Linked DNA regions of Homo sapiens: all the other regions are linked to region 1. Evidence: chromatin contacts called from ENCODE Hi-C or POLR2A ChIA-PET data. All regions are on one chromosome and are shown on one strand. The core of a region is the stretch at or near the end of the contact, and the rest is flanking DNA. Distances in the headings are between cores, read along the strand shown.

The links. A loop is a pair of places that touch in the nucleus more often than their neighbours do. ChIA-PET counts read pairs that join two places held with the same protein, here RNA polymerase II (POLR2A). Pooled maps may share reads with other maps.
Region 2: a map of CD8-positive, alpha-beta T cell shows a loop between it and region 1 (4-fold over the local background). The contact joins the promoter of DDX46 here to the promoter of VDAC1 in region 1. A Hi-C loop is called at or near these places in 1 of 168 maps with a recorded cell type or tissue (CD8-positive, alpha-beta T cell), 1 of 37 single-sample maps with no recorded cell type and 10 of 50 pooled maps. POLR2A ChIA-PET finds 5 or more read pairs at or near these places in 1 of 52 experiments (WTC11).
Region 3: a loop to region 1 is called in a map of OCI-LY7, with 24 times the contacts of the local background. The contact joins the enhancer-like site here to the promoter of VDAC1 in region 1. A Hi-C loop is called at or near these places in 1 of 168 maps with a recorded cell type or tissue (OCI-LY7), 2 of 37 single-sample maps with no recorded cell type and 4 of 50 pooled maps. POLR2A ChIA-PET finds 5 or more read pairs at or near these places in 3 of 52 experiments (B cell, activated CD4-positive, alpha-beta T cell and naive thymus-derived CD4-positive, alpha-beta T cell).

Annotation. Positions count from the first base shown.
Region 1 is chr5:134,002,863-134,007,316 of GRCh38, forward strand. VDAC1 (voltage dependent anion channel 1) reads right to left here and starts at 2,113. Exons shown (of 9, transcript NM_003374.3): 1 at 2,033-2,113. RefSeq lists enhancers at 837-886, 897-946, 2,597-2,716, 2,787-2,846, 2,887-2,956 and silencers at 1,177-2,216, 2,277-2,336, 2,377-2,426.
Region 2 is chr5:134,756,711-134,761,164 of GRCh38, forward strand. DDX46 (DEAD-box helicase 46) reads left to right here and starts at 2,069. Exons shown (of 23, transcript NM_001300860.2): 1 at 2,069-2,245. The coding sequence starts at 2,229. RefSeq lists an enhancer at 1,844-2,333.
Region 3 is chr5:134,543,367-134,547,820 of GRCh38, forward strand. The region is part of intron 3 of JADE2 (jade family PHD finger 2); the gene reads left to right. Among named protein-coding and RNA genes, the nearest start is that of JADE2, 20 kb to the left of the region's middle. RefSeq lists enhancers at 235-334, 435-664, 765-1,034, 1,095-1,194, 1,455-1,794. Within about 2 kb of position 1,811, at least 20 of the 41 ENCODE cell types and tissues checked have a DNase peak (open chromatin) inside an H3K27ac peak, as active enhancers do; they include B cell and OCI-LY7, where a contact is called at or near this core.

The DNA.
Region 1 (4,454 bases), core at 863-3,362:
GGCTGAGGTGGGAGGATTGCCTGAACCCAGGAAACAGAAGCTGCCATGAGCCGTTATGGTGCCACCGCGCTCCAGACCTGGCAACAGAGCAAGACCCTGTCTCAAAAAAAAAAAAAGTCCAGGATCAAAGGACTATGGTCTGGGCCTGCAGCCCTTCATATGCCCATTCAATAATTCCACAAATACTCAATAAGCACCTACTATGGGCCATGTACTGGAATAGTAAAACTCTGTCAGTAAAGATGGGTGGATTCTGACACAAGAGTGCATTTACCCCCACAGACCCTTCTCAAGCACCTACTGTGTGCCAGGCAGCACCACCCCAGGCACTGAAGACAAAGTAGCACAGGGCCTCAGTGCCTCAGTCTGACCCTTAGGAGCTGAGTTGGTCCAGAGCTGGGGTGGGCAGAATGAAGGCTGGCCCTCGGTAGTCTGCTCTGGCCTTCTCCTGCCTCAGTGGAGAAGTTTAGGCAACAGAGGAGCCCTTTCCCCTATCTCCCCAGGAGAGGGGAGGCTAGTCAAGGGGACAGGGACCCCGGGCGGAACGGGCTCTAAACCAGGGTCTGCTCCTGCATTCAAGATCTCCACATGCAAACTTACTGCTCCAGCTTGACAATGTCCATTTGTAAACTTACAAGATTTTTCATAAATTAAGCTGAAAGTTACTCAATACCTGGTATACAAATGCTTGTCAATAATAGTGAAAGAATGTTTAAAAACAGGAGCTACATTTATTGAACCCCTTCCACAACGCCACGTGTAGCAAAATGGTCTGCGGGGGATGGGCTGGATTCACCCAAAAAGCCCCAAGGGTGTCAGGGTTTCTACTTAGCCCTTCTCCACACCGGCACTGTTCTAAAGGTTTCATGCTAATTAATTCATTTTATTATTCCCCAAAACTCATCGAAGGAGAGGTACAATTGCTCCCGTCCTATAGATGAGAAAACGAAGGTATGGGGACTTCCCAGCTGTGTGACCTTGTACAAACCACTAAGACTGCGGGCCTCTAATCCAAAGTCAGGCTCCGAAACAGTTTCCAGAATGCACCGCCGCATTTGGCGAATGAATGAACGACCGAACCAGTAATCACTCCTAAGACCAAGAAGGCCACATCCTTCCCCGTGGGGCCTCCTTTTCCGAGGCCAAACCTTCAGCCCAGGCCCGAGCTCCGGCCTCTACCGCCTAAGTCGACTCTCGGCCGGCGCGTTCCGCTCTAGAAGGCTCTGGCACAGGCGGGCGGTGCCGGGCGCCAGCTTCTGCGGGCGTGGGCCGGCCAGGGCGCGTGGGCCTGGGGACTCGGGGCCACGGTCGTCACGTGAGCTCATCCCCGAGGCGGCAGCGTGGCCGGCACCCGCCCGCTGGCCTGGTCCGGCGAGCGTGGGCGGCGAACGGGTCCCCGCCGGATGCACGCTGGTGGGATCCAGGGCCAGAGGGCGCCGCCGGGGAAGGTCACCTAGACGCGCGGCCCGCCGGGCCTCCACGCGGCCGCCCTTGCACTTCCGCCCGCAAGCCCGGGCCGCCTCTCGCCGCCAGCCGCAGGCGTCTCTGGACCCTCGGCCTCGCGCTCCCCAGCCCAGACCTGTTCGGCACCCGCCTGTGCGGCCTTCTCTGCCCGCCCGCTCACCAGCCAGGCCCGCGCCGGCCGCTCGCGATCCCTCCCCGCGGCCGGGCTGCCGGGGCCCCTCGCCCGCTCCTCCCTCAGCGCCTCCCTCTCAGCTCCCCAGGGGCCTGGCCCCCGCCGTCCAGGGCGCAAGGAAGCCGGGGTCCTTTTCCGCTGCGCCTACCTCAGAGGATGTGGCGGCGGGCTCGGAGGCGGCTACGGCGGGGGCTGCGACGCGGAGGCAGGGAGCCGAGCCAGGGAGCGGAGCCGAGCGAGCGGCTGGGCCAAGGGCGGGGCGGCGCGGACGGCGGCGGCGCGGACCCGCCTCCCCTCCTGCGCGCCCGGCCCGGCGCGCTCCGCCCCCAGGCCCCGCCCGGGACAGCGTCCAGGCCGGGCCAGGGTCCCCATCCCGCTAGCGAGCCGCGTTCTTACCCTTCCGGGCCCCGCTGCCCCGGCAGCAGACACAGGAGCCTGCGGGCGTGTTGCGGGCGCGCGGGAGGACCTGCGTGAGTCGGGGCACGGGGAGGCGCCGGACTGACGTGTGCACCGTGTGTGCGTGCGCAGGGACACGCGGGTTCTTGCTGGAAACCTCGGCCCCAGTGGCAGCGCTCGGGAAGGGGGAGGAGGCCTTCCGATTCTCTGAGCTGTGGCCCGGAGGTCCCTGCGCTAATGGAAGACGCGCGGGGCTCCTGGGCCTCCTGCTTGGCCTCCGCGCTGCTAGATCCCCCGGGAGTTGATGTGGCCGGCGCTGGACCCAAGCCTCGCCTGGGTGGACAAAGTGGCCCCCGGCCCCCCATCAAAGCCCGCGTGGGCCCCATCCCCCGAGGGCAGTCCCAGGCCCAGCGCGGACACTGGGCGCCTGGGGCGGCGCAGATACAGAGTAGAGGCGGCGACTGTTGCTCCCGAGCTCCGCGCTCCGGATACAATGTGTCTGGCGCCTCCGACCCGCCCGCGCGGCGTCTAGACAATCTCAGAGAAAACCCCTGTGCGCCGATTTTGCACTACAGATTAGCGATTTTCTCCTGTAGCAAAGCTACTAGCAGCCAATTTCCATGCATTTGAGAGGCAAAAAGACAAAATAAAACAAAACGTGGATTGGGTTTTGCGAGGTCCCTGCTGGGTCTCTCGGCGCGAGGAGATCACGCCGGTTATGGCCGGCCGGCCGACTGAGGGCACCCCGGGTAACCCCCGCGACCAGCCGGGGCGTGTCCTGCGGGACCCAGTTAGTGTGTGTTGAGTGAACGGTCACCTCGCTGCTAGGCCTAAGCGAGTGGTCTCGTTCACCACTGAGTGTCCCCTGTGTTACGCGCGAGGCCCACTCGAAGCAGGTTTCGAGAATTAATTCGTAGATGGACGAAGATTCTACACATCCTTCGCCTTTGATCAACAAACGTCCTGGAAGGCTTGAGGCGTCTAGGGCCCTGTGGAGGAGGTGCCGGGTTACAGAATCAGGACACTCCTCACAGCCAGCTGCGACACTATCTAAAGCAGTGGGCAACTGGGGCTACGGAGGAGGCAATCAGGACTGGCTGCTGGGAAAAGGCGGCAGATTAAAAGTGGCGACTGGAGTTGGAAAAGGTGCTCCAGTGGGATAGGGTGCTGAGGAAGAGGGCAGCTGATACAGAGTGGGAGTGGGGTGCAGACAGGTTACCTAGGCCCTGTGTAGGGGCTGGGGGAGGGGTGACTGGGAATGTAAGGAAGAGCCCCCTTCAAGATCCTGAGGAGTGTAGGACGGATTCTATGACCCTCCCAGGCGCACGAGTTGCCTGGGAACTCTGGGCTTCCCAGCCTGGTGGTCCCCACCCCGCACACTGAGACTGGTGGGCAGGGGGAGGACAAGAACTCAGGGAGGCCGGGCGGGACAAGGCGGGGCTCCAGGAACCCCACAGGGCTAGGAACAGATGCCGGTGCAACCCAGTTTTGAGGCTGGGAGCAAATGTCGAAGGGCTTCCTCCCCTCCAGCGCCACCTCTCAACTCCGCTTTAAAGAACCAATCTGGGCCGGGTGCAGTGGCTCAAGCCTGTAATCCTAGTACTTTGGGAGGCCGAGACAGGCAGATCACTTGAGGCCAGGACTTCGAGACCAGCCTGGGCAACATGGCAAAACCCTGTCTCTACTAAAAATACAAAAACTAGACGGGCGTGGTGGCGCGCGCCTGTAGTCCCAGCTACTCAGGAGGCTGAGGCACGAGAATCGCTTGAACTTGGAAGGAGGAGGCTGGAGTCAGCTGAGATTGAGCCGCTGTACTCCAGCCTGACTGACAGAGTGACATTGTCCCCCCCCCCCAAAAAAAAAAAACAAAAAAAAACAACAACTTGGAAAGAGTTCTTCATGGCCTCTGCTACCCTGGGCCCCTTCGCCAGCTCCCCTAGGTGCTAGTTTCAGATTAACCACTCACTTAGTGGCTGCGTGACCCAGGCAAGAAGGCTGGCCTCTAAGAGCCTCAGCTTCAGAGTGTTGGTGTAAGTTTAAAATGGGACACATAAAGAGTAGGCACTCGGCCCCGTGCAGTGGCTCACTCCTGTAATCCCAGCACTTTGGGAGGCTGAGGCGGCTGGATCACCTGAGGTCGGGAGTTCGAGACCAGCCTTACCAACATGGAGAAACCCCGTCTCTACTAAAAATACAAAAATTAGCCGGGCATGGTGGCACATGCCTATAATCCCAGCTACTCGTGAAGCTAAGGCAGGAGAATTGCTTGAACCCAGGAGGCGGAGGTTGCGGTGAGCTAAGATCTCACCATCACACTCCAGTCTGGGCAACAAGAGCGAAACTCTGCCAAAAAAAAAAAAAAAGAAAAAAGAGTAGGCACTCATCAGTAACTGGGCCAGGCTCAGAGGCACATGTGGGTAAT
Region 2 (4,454 bases), core at 819-3,318, 750 kb after region 1:
CTTTTAGGTTGAAATCCACATTCCCTACCTGCAGCCCACATCCAAACAATTTACAGGGGGATTCCTAACCCTCCTTGGTGTCCATCCTGTCACTCATTAATTAGCTCAGGCCTTCTTACCCTTGGCATGGACTGCCAGAACCTCCAGTCTCTATCCCTCTTCAATGCTTCTCGCAGCTACCACAGGTGGGCAGCAAGCCACGGGGGGCGTGGGGAGCATAAACTCATCTTGGAGTGTCACTCGTTGGTTTGCTTTTTTTCTTTAATCAACTATGTTGAGGTAAAATTTACATACAATAAGTCATGTACAGTTAAAGGGTACAGTTCAGTGAATTTTGAAAAATGTGCAAATCTATTCAATGACCACTAAAATCAAGACACAGAACTTTTCCATCATCTTTAGGTGTAAGAAAGTAAAATAGTACAGAGGCAAGTAAAGTAAAAATATGAGCCTTTCTCCAACTCCATTATAGCTTTTTGCAAAAACAACTCAACATGGCCGGGCACGGTGGCTCATGCCTGTAATCCCAGCACTTTGGGAGGCCGAGGCGGGCAGGTCTCCTGAGGTCGAGAGTTCAAGACCAGCCTGACCAACATGGAGAAACCCCATCTCTACTAAAAATACAAAATAAGCTGGGGTGGTGGTGCATGCCTGTAATCCCAGCTACTTGGGAGGCTGAGGCAGGAGAATCGCTTGAACCCAGGAGGTGGAGGTTGTGGTGAGCTGAGCTCTCACCATTGCACTCCAGCCTGGGCAACAAAAGCGAAACTCCGTCTCAAAAAAAAAAAACAAAAAAAATTCAACATTTCTGTGTGTGTTGCATGAGACAATACATATACATTTTTTTGGTGCCCAAACTCTCGAATAATGTTCTCAATCTTGACTGTACTTCAGAATTACCTGGGAAGCTTAAAAATTCCCAGTGCACAAGAAGCACTCCAGGCCAATTAAATCAGAACATAGGGGTGGAACCCAGGCTTCTATTTTATTTACTAATATTTTAGAGATGAGATTTCTCTGTGCTACCCAGGCTGGAGTCATCATAGCTCACTGCAGCCTCAAACTCCTGGGCTCAAGTAATCTTCTTGCCTCAGCCTCCCTGGCTCAAATGATCCTCTCACCTCAGCCTCCCAAGTAGCTAGAACCACAGGCGTGCCAGCACACCTGGCTAATTATTTTGCTTATTTTTTGTAGAGGGTCTCGCTATGTTGCCCAGGTAGGTCTTGAATTCCTGGGCTCAAGCCATCCTCCTGCCTCGGCCTCCCAAAGTGCTGGGATTATAGGCATGAGCCACCATGGCTGGCCCTTTTTTTGTTTTTTTGTTTTATTTTTAAGCTTCCCAGTGCAAGCAATGTTGAGAACTAATCTTTTGCCAAAGTATTTTTAGCTCTTTGTTCTCTACTAGGTTAACACCTACCGGGTCTTCAAATCTCACCTCAGAGTTCACTTCCAAGGGAAACGTGTTTTCTGAATCCGTCTCCAATGGTGGACTCTCCTTGCTGTATTACTTCTGCTTGTGTTTTTAGTCAAGTCTATTATTATTACTATTTTCTTTGCAGAGACGAGGGCTACGTTGCCCAGGTCTTGAATTCCTGGGCTCAATAGATCCTCCCGCCTCAGCCTCCCAAAGTGCTGGGATTTCAGGCGTGAGCCACTGTGCTGGCTTTAGTCATCTGTTTCCCGGATAGACTGTGAGCTCCCCAGGATCTAGCACAAGCCTGGCATATGACAACATAAATAAATGAGTGAATGTATACATGAATAAAGAGCGTGTACGGAGAAAGTTGCCGCATTATTTAGCGCAAATTAAGGCAGACATCAGCCTGCCCAGGACGCCTCTTTGGCTCTGGCGCGAAACACCCTCACGGGCCGGCGAGGCTGACGCGCTGCGCTCCATCGCACTAATCAGCCGGGCGTGGTGCGGGCGCCGGGAAGACTGGGCGGGGCGAAGGCATCACCTTTCGATGGGGCCGGCGCTGTGCGTCCTCCAGTCGAGGTGGGGCGCTGTGGAAGAGCGGCAGCTTCCGGTCGGCTTTTCTCTTCCTTCGGCTGCCGGCGCCAGCACGTCCTGTTTTCGTTGGCCGCGCTGGGATGGCCGCCACAGCTGTAGGTGCTGCTAGTGTTTAGCGCTGGTCTTTGCCGGGCGTTGAGGGCAGCTCAGCCTCCTTGTTTGTCCGGTTCGCCTGTGCGTGGTACTCAAGGGCACCAGTATTCCCGCGGTCGGCAGCATGGGTCGGGAGTCACGGTGAGGCAGAGCGCCGAGCGGGCTAGCGGGCGAGCGGCTTCTTGGGGTCGTGAGAAGAGGCGGGAGTTGAGGTGGCCGCCGGGCCAGGCCTGGCGCGGCCCCACGTGCGGTCAGCGCTGCCCCGCGAGCATTGGAAGGGCTGGGGGACCTCGGCTGAGGGAATGGTTGTGTTTGGGCCAGCGACGGCTTCCCCTGCACTACCATCAGAGGGTTCGAGCCCCTGGAGCGGGAACAACCCTCCAGGACGTTAGTGATTGGGCACCACATCCCGCCACTTCAAGGGAGCCTGCCCTGATTACTTCAGTCAGAAGTGATCCCAGTTGGATTGCTTATTGCTTCGCGTTTCCAACATTTCCTCGACTCCTGTCATTCTGTATTTTAGTTCTTTGTGCGCGTATGATCTTTTCCCAAGTTACTTGAAAGGAGCGTGTGGGCAGACATTTTTACCGCATCGACAGCACTATACACGACTAGGCTTTTACTGGGCTACAATAAATACTTGTTGCGTGGGCATTTACTTCGCAAATAGATTTCGTATTTAAGCAGGTAACTTTGTTACCTGCTTTTCTGTCCTTTTGAAGTTGTGGACTATGAGCTCTTATTAGAACTCATTAGATCTCATCACAACTTTAGATTGTTGATAGATTGTTAGGAACCTTGAGATTTTTATGTTAAAAATGACTATTTGCTATGTATTTAGCAATGACTGAAAGATATTTTATGTCTAGGAACAATGAAGGCTTTTGTTGTTAGTGCTAACAGTTCTTTGTTGAGGTACAATTAACAATCAGGGAAATGGACAAAACGTAAGGGTAAAGCTTGATGAAATTTAGCAAATATATAAACCGTGTAATCATCACCTGGATGAAGATAAAAAATATTTCTTTAACTACAGAAAATTCCTGTGACGGTGTTTTAAATCTCCGGAAGGCTGTCCAGACCAGAAATCTGAAAGTGATATTTATTTGACTCATTCTTCTCTCTCACTACCCACAGCCTGTTAGATTCTACATCCTTTGCCCATTCTGGTTGTCCCTGACTTAATTGAGGCCCTAATTATTTATTGTCCAGACTACTACATCTGTTTTAAATTGATTCTCTGAATTGATTGTCTTCCTCTGTTGCTCTCCTAATTGTTAGATCCCTTACACTACAGCCAGAGTGACACTTCTGAAGTAGAGATAAGATGATGGCATGCCCCTGACTTAGTCTCCATTGGTTTCTACTGCTTCCAAGATGAAATTTAAACTCTATGACAGCCTTCAAGGCCCTTCACAAGAAGGTCCATTCTAGCCCGTCAGCCTTCTCCTTTACCTCTCTGGTGTGCATGGCCTGTGCTCTAGGTTTGTTCAGGGAATCATGAAAGGCTTAGAGGTGGGAAGGCGCAAGGTGTTAGAGAAATAGCTAAAAAGCCCAATTTTTCTGCATATGTAGGTTTCATGAAGGGATTTTATCTTTTTTGAGAAGTAGTAGGAGGTAGGTCCTGAATAGGACTTGGGCCCAGAAAGCGGGTGGATTGTAGATTTTGAAGATCAGAATTTGTTTGTGAACCTTTGAAGATTTTGAGTAAAAAGTGTGTAATAGAATCAGAATTCTCCTTAGCAGCAATGAGTAAGATTTAATGGAAAAGTAATAGAAACAGGAAGACTACAGTCTTTAAGAATCTCCTAGGTAGATATGTCTGATATAGAATAGTGACGGTTGGAACTCTGTGGAGGTGATATAATGTGAAGGGAATTACAGAGGTGAAATTGGTATTACTTGGTTGTTTTTTTGTTTTTGTTTTTGTTTTTGAGACAGAGTCTCGCTCTTTCGCCAGGCTGGAGTGCAGTGGTGGGATCTCGGCTCACTGCAAGCTCCGCCTCCAGGGTTCACGCCATTCTCCTGCCTCAGCCTCCCGAGTAGCTGGAACTACAGGCGCCTGCCACCGCGTCAGGCTAATTTTTGTATTTTTTAGTAGAGACGGGGTTTCACCGTGTTAGCCAGGGTGGTCTCGATCTCCTGACCTTGTGATCCACCCGCCTCGGCCTCCCAAAGTTCTGGGATTACAGGCGTGAGCCACCGCACCCGGCCTGTTTTTTTGTTTTTGAGACAGGGACTTGCTCTGTCTCCCAGGCTGGAGTGCATTGAAACAATCTTGGCTCACTGCAACCTATGCTTCCCAGGTTCAAGAGATCCTCCCACCTCAGCCTCCCGAATAGCTGGGACT
Region 3 (4,454 bases), core at 561-3,060, 540 kb after region 1:
CCAGGGTTAAGAACAACTGCCATAGGCCCGGTGCGGTGGCTCATGCCTGTAATCCCAGCACTTTGGGAGGCCAAGGCAGGCAGATCACTCTAGGTCAGGAGTTCAAGACCAGCCTGGCCAACATGGTGAAACCCTGTCTCTACTAAAAAAAATTTTAAAAATTAGCTGGTCATGGTGATGCACACCTGTAATCCCAGCTACTCAGGAGGTTGAGGCAGGAGGATCACTTGAGCCCAGGAGGCGGAGGTTGCAGTGAGCCGAGATTGCACCACTGCACTCCAGCCTGAGCTACAAAGCAAGACTCTGTCTCAAAAACAAAAAAAAGCAAAAAAAGCAAAAAGACAACTGCCATAGACTTTTCCCTTCCCTTTGCCTAAAACAGGAGTTCCTGGCTTGGTTGTTCCCTGGAAGCTTCTTTGAGTATTTTTGAGGGGGTGGGGAGTGGAAGCTGTGGCTAGGTTGAAGGAGAGGGAGGGAGGCTCTCCAGCCTGGTTCAAAGATCTAAGCAACGTCAGGGAGTGTGGGTGGGGGCAGTCCACCACTCCATGTCCTTCCCACAGGGGCTGGGGAATTAACAAATTTTTGCCCCACCCCGGACTTGCCGGAGGTGTGAAGGACAGTTCTGGGAGAGACCTGGAGGCCAGCCGCATGTTTTGGAGGGCTACTGTTTGAGGTAGTGTCCTCCTCTGGCCTGGGCAGAGACACAGGCGGAAGGGCAGGCCAAGCGGTGGGGGTTTCCCCAAGCAGGCTGTCTTGAGGTAGAAAGCTGCATTTTCAGGAAGTCAGAGTCCCCAGAAGTCAGCCAGTGGGCAGAGGCCTGGGTCTCTGGACCGGGAGCTGCTGATGCTGATCAAAATCAGCAAGTGCTTAAGAGTACCTAGTGGGCCTAGCTCAGTGCTGGGGACAGAAAGCACAGGCCCTGTCCCTGGGGAGCTTGTCCTTTGTCAGCAGGATGCAGGTGCTACACAGGAAGGTGTCTGTTATGGGAGGTGCAGCCTGGCTTTGCCAAAACACCCAGGCTTTGCCCGAGGACATCTGTGACCCCAGGCGAGTGAGCCTCAGAGCCCTTATCATAGAGTTCTGCCCTGGGTCCTCCCAGGGAGTTGATGATCTGTAGATGTGACTCCTTCCCGAGACTCATGGAGCCCTGGGGGGTGAAGGGAACCCCAGAGGTGAGTGGGGCAGGAGGTGGGGAGTGTCGGGTAAAGCAGGCCACCCTGAGCTGGAAGCCTGGATGGTGGGAGTGGGGATTCAGCTGTCAGCTCCTCTATAGGCTGTGGTGACAAATTAGTACATCCCTAGTTGCATGTACCACTGAGGCCCTTCACCAATGTGTAGCACTTAGTCCCTGGGGAAGGGGCCTGAGAGAAGCCTCTGCTGCCAGCAAGAGGGTGTCCCCCAGACCCAGTGTCCTTGAAAGTCCCTCTATATGGAGTGCCACCCCCCACTCCCCCAAAAAACACAGCGAGTGGAGATGCAGCTTCTTAGCTCAACCCATGCTTTTAAAAATGGAATCCTCCTTCTACCCTGGGTGAAGGGTAAAGACAGGGGTGGCCAGATTGTGTTGGGGCTCCAAACCACAGGATAAATAAGATGCCTTCTGAGGAGCAGAGGTGTTATCCAGATGTTTGAAATGCCATTTTATAGTAGAACAATGAAGGCGTATGGTACAGTAAAATGCAAAATGCCCATAATTTGATAGATAAAACAGGAGAATCCAAAAAAAGGTTTTGTGCTTGCCCTTGTGGTTTTGAGCCAAGTTTCCAGCCCACCAGCAGTTCCTTTGCTACCCTGTGAGGCAGGCGGGTTGGGGCGAGCCCTTCCGCTAGGCTAAGTGCCTGCTTTCTGAGACTCACACTGCCTTTCTCTGGGGTGGGGGGCAGGATCCACTTCTATAGTTGGAAACGTTGCTGCTCCGCCAGCTGGAAGGGCCTCCTGGCCTCTGGGACTTGTCTTGCAAAAGAAATGTGTGTAATAAATTCTCTTTAAGAGCAGGAAGTGCTGTTATCCTCATGAAAATAAAAGAAAGAGACGTTGAGTGGGGTTTTTTTTTTTTTAAGTGTCTTACGAACTTAGCCTAGTGGTAGCTTGCAACACAACTGGGCAGGGGGTAGCTATTCTCATAGCCCTTCTTTCGTGTTTTATACTGAATTTTAACTGCATAAGTTTGCTCTTGGCTGGGAAACTCTTTATCAGGTTCCGGCCCAGAAAAGATTTTTTAAAAGAAGAGCCCTCTGTGTCTTGCAAGCAGTATTGCTGTGGTTAAAGGACAGTGGGGACCTCACACAAGTGGTTTCACCTTTCTGAATCTCAGTCTCCACATCTGTAAAATGGGGGTAATATGAATTAGGAGCCACGATATATGTAAAACTTTAACATAATACCTGACATGCCTTAACAGGGCAATTACCTTTCTCTGTTAGCTGTCATTTCTAATGAGATGAGGTGCTCAGAAAACAATTGTGATGAGGTTGGCTCTTTAAGTACAGACCTTCAAACTTTCCTTGAGGGGTGAGGAAGAAGGCACCACTTCCAGCTCTACGTTGGGACTTTTGGTGTAGACAGATGTCCAGGAGAGATTGTCCTGGCCAAAGCCATTTTAATTGGCTTTGGGACAGTGACCAAGACCAGTTTCTCAGTTTCACCTGGAAGAATCCTGCCAGCCTCCTGCCTCTTCTCTCCCTGCTAAGACAGGGCAGGAAAGTTTAGTCATACTTCATACAAATCCTGGGATTCATTCATTCATTCATTCACTGACTCTTTACACAAGCATTTCGTTTTTTGTTTTTTTGTTTGTTTGTTTGTTTGTTTGTTTGTTTTGAGACAGGGTCTCCCTCTGTCACCCAGGCTGGAGTGCAGTGGCATGATCTCAGCTCACTGCAGCCTCTACCTCCTGGGCTCAGGCAGTCCTCCCGCTTGAGCCCCCCAGGTAGTTGGGACTACAGGCAAGCCACCATAACTGGCTAATTTTTGTTCCACAAGCATTTCTTGAGTACCTGCTGTGTGTCAAACACTGTGCCAAAAGCAGGCACAGTGATAAACAGGACATATGCAGTCCCTGTCTTCTTGCAGCTTGACTATTAGAAGAGATGGACATTAAAAATATAATTGCACAAATAGGCTGGGCGTGGTGGCTCACACCTGTAATCCCAGCACTTTGGGAGGCTGAGGTGGGTGGATCACTTGAGGTCAGGAGTTCGATACCAGCCTGGCCAAGATGGTGAAATCCTGTCTCTACTAAAAACATAAAAATTAGCTGGGCGCGGTGGCCGGTGCCTGTAATCCCAGCTACTCAGGAGGCTGAGGCAGGAGAATCGCTGGAACCTGGGAGGCGGAGGTTGCAGTGAGCCGAGATCACACCACTGCACTCCAGCCTGGGTGACAGAACGAGACACCGTCTCAAAAAAAAAAAAATGTGTATATATAATTACACAAGTAATTATATTTTGTAGTGTGGTAACTGCTGGAGCTTTTCTCTTAAGTAACTAAATTTCCTCTTGGTGCCTCTTAGTTTGAAATACTCTGTGATACAGTAGTTCACCCCTTGAGAAAAGGAAGCAGAGAACCAAAGTCCCAGGATGAAGTGTTCAAATCTTAGCTACAAATCTTGAGATTGTATATTAAACCTTGTAGCCTGGTGTCTACTGGCCATGTGGTTAGTGCACAGTGAAAGTTGCCTTTTGTCACTATCTTTATTTGCTCTTGGAGGTCACTCATGCTCTGCTTTCTTGCAGAGTTCTTCCTAGGGAAATAGGTACAGAAAGCTAGACTTTTGAATGGTTGTGATCTGCAGTCTCAGAAAAAGACGTGAAGGCAAGGCCATGTGATGTGTTTCTGGAGAAGCGTCCCTACATCTGGGCAGAGCAGACTCTTTAGCCCCCTCCAGGGCTGCATTGGCACCCCTAGCACTCAGATTGGTGATTCAATTAGAGTTTGAAGCCTTTAAACATTTCTTCATACTGTTTGAAGAAGCTACAATTAACATCTCCTAAGCAGCTCAGCAGAACTTGGTTGCTAGGCAGCAGACCTTTAAAGACAATTTGTCAATTTCTGCCAAAAGAGAGAAAAATAGTAAACATTCACATTCTAAGAAAATTGCTTGTTTTCCAGCTTCCAACTTTCTTGCCACAGCAAGGCTTCTCGTTCATCAGTGTCCATTTTATTCTTTATTTAGTTTTCATAAATCATTCAAAGGAGTTTTAGGAGAACATTTAAGCCTTTTCCAAGCCTGCCTCCTGGAAATTCAACACAAAATGATGTTTAGGTTACAATTGGCTGCCATATTTGTGGGCAGTTTTTATATAAATGCACAGAGGCTCTTTTGGAAGGCATGGAGTACCCAGCTGTAGTCTTGGACAGCAACCAAAGAAGGAGGTGGCTGGCCCATGGAAGGATCTTGAGTCATTCAAGATTTCTCAGCACCTAGCATGTGCCAGACCCTGCTTGCACTGCTG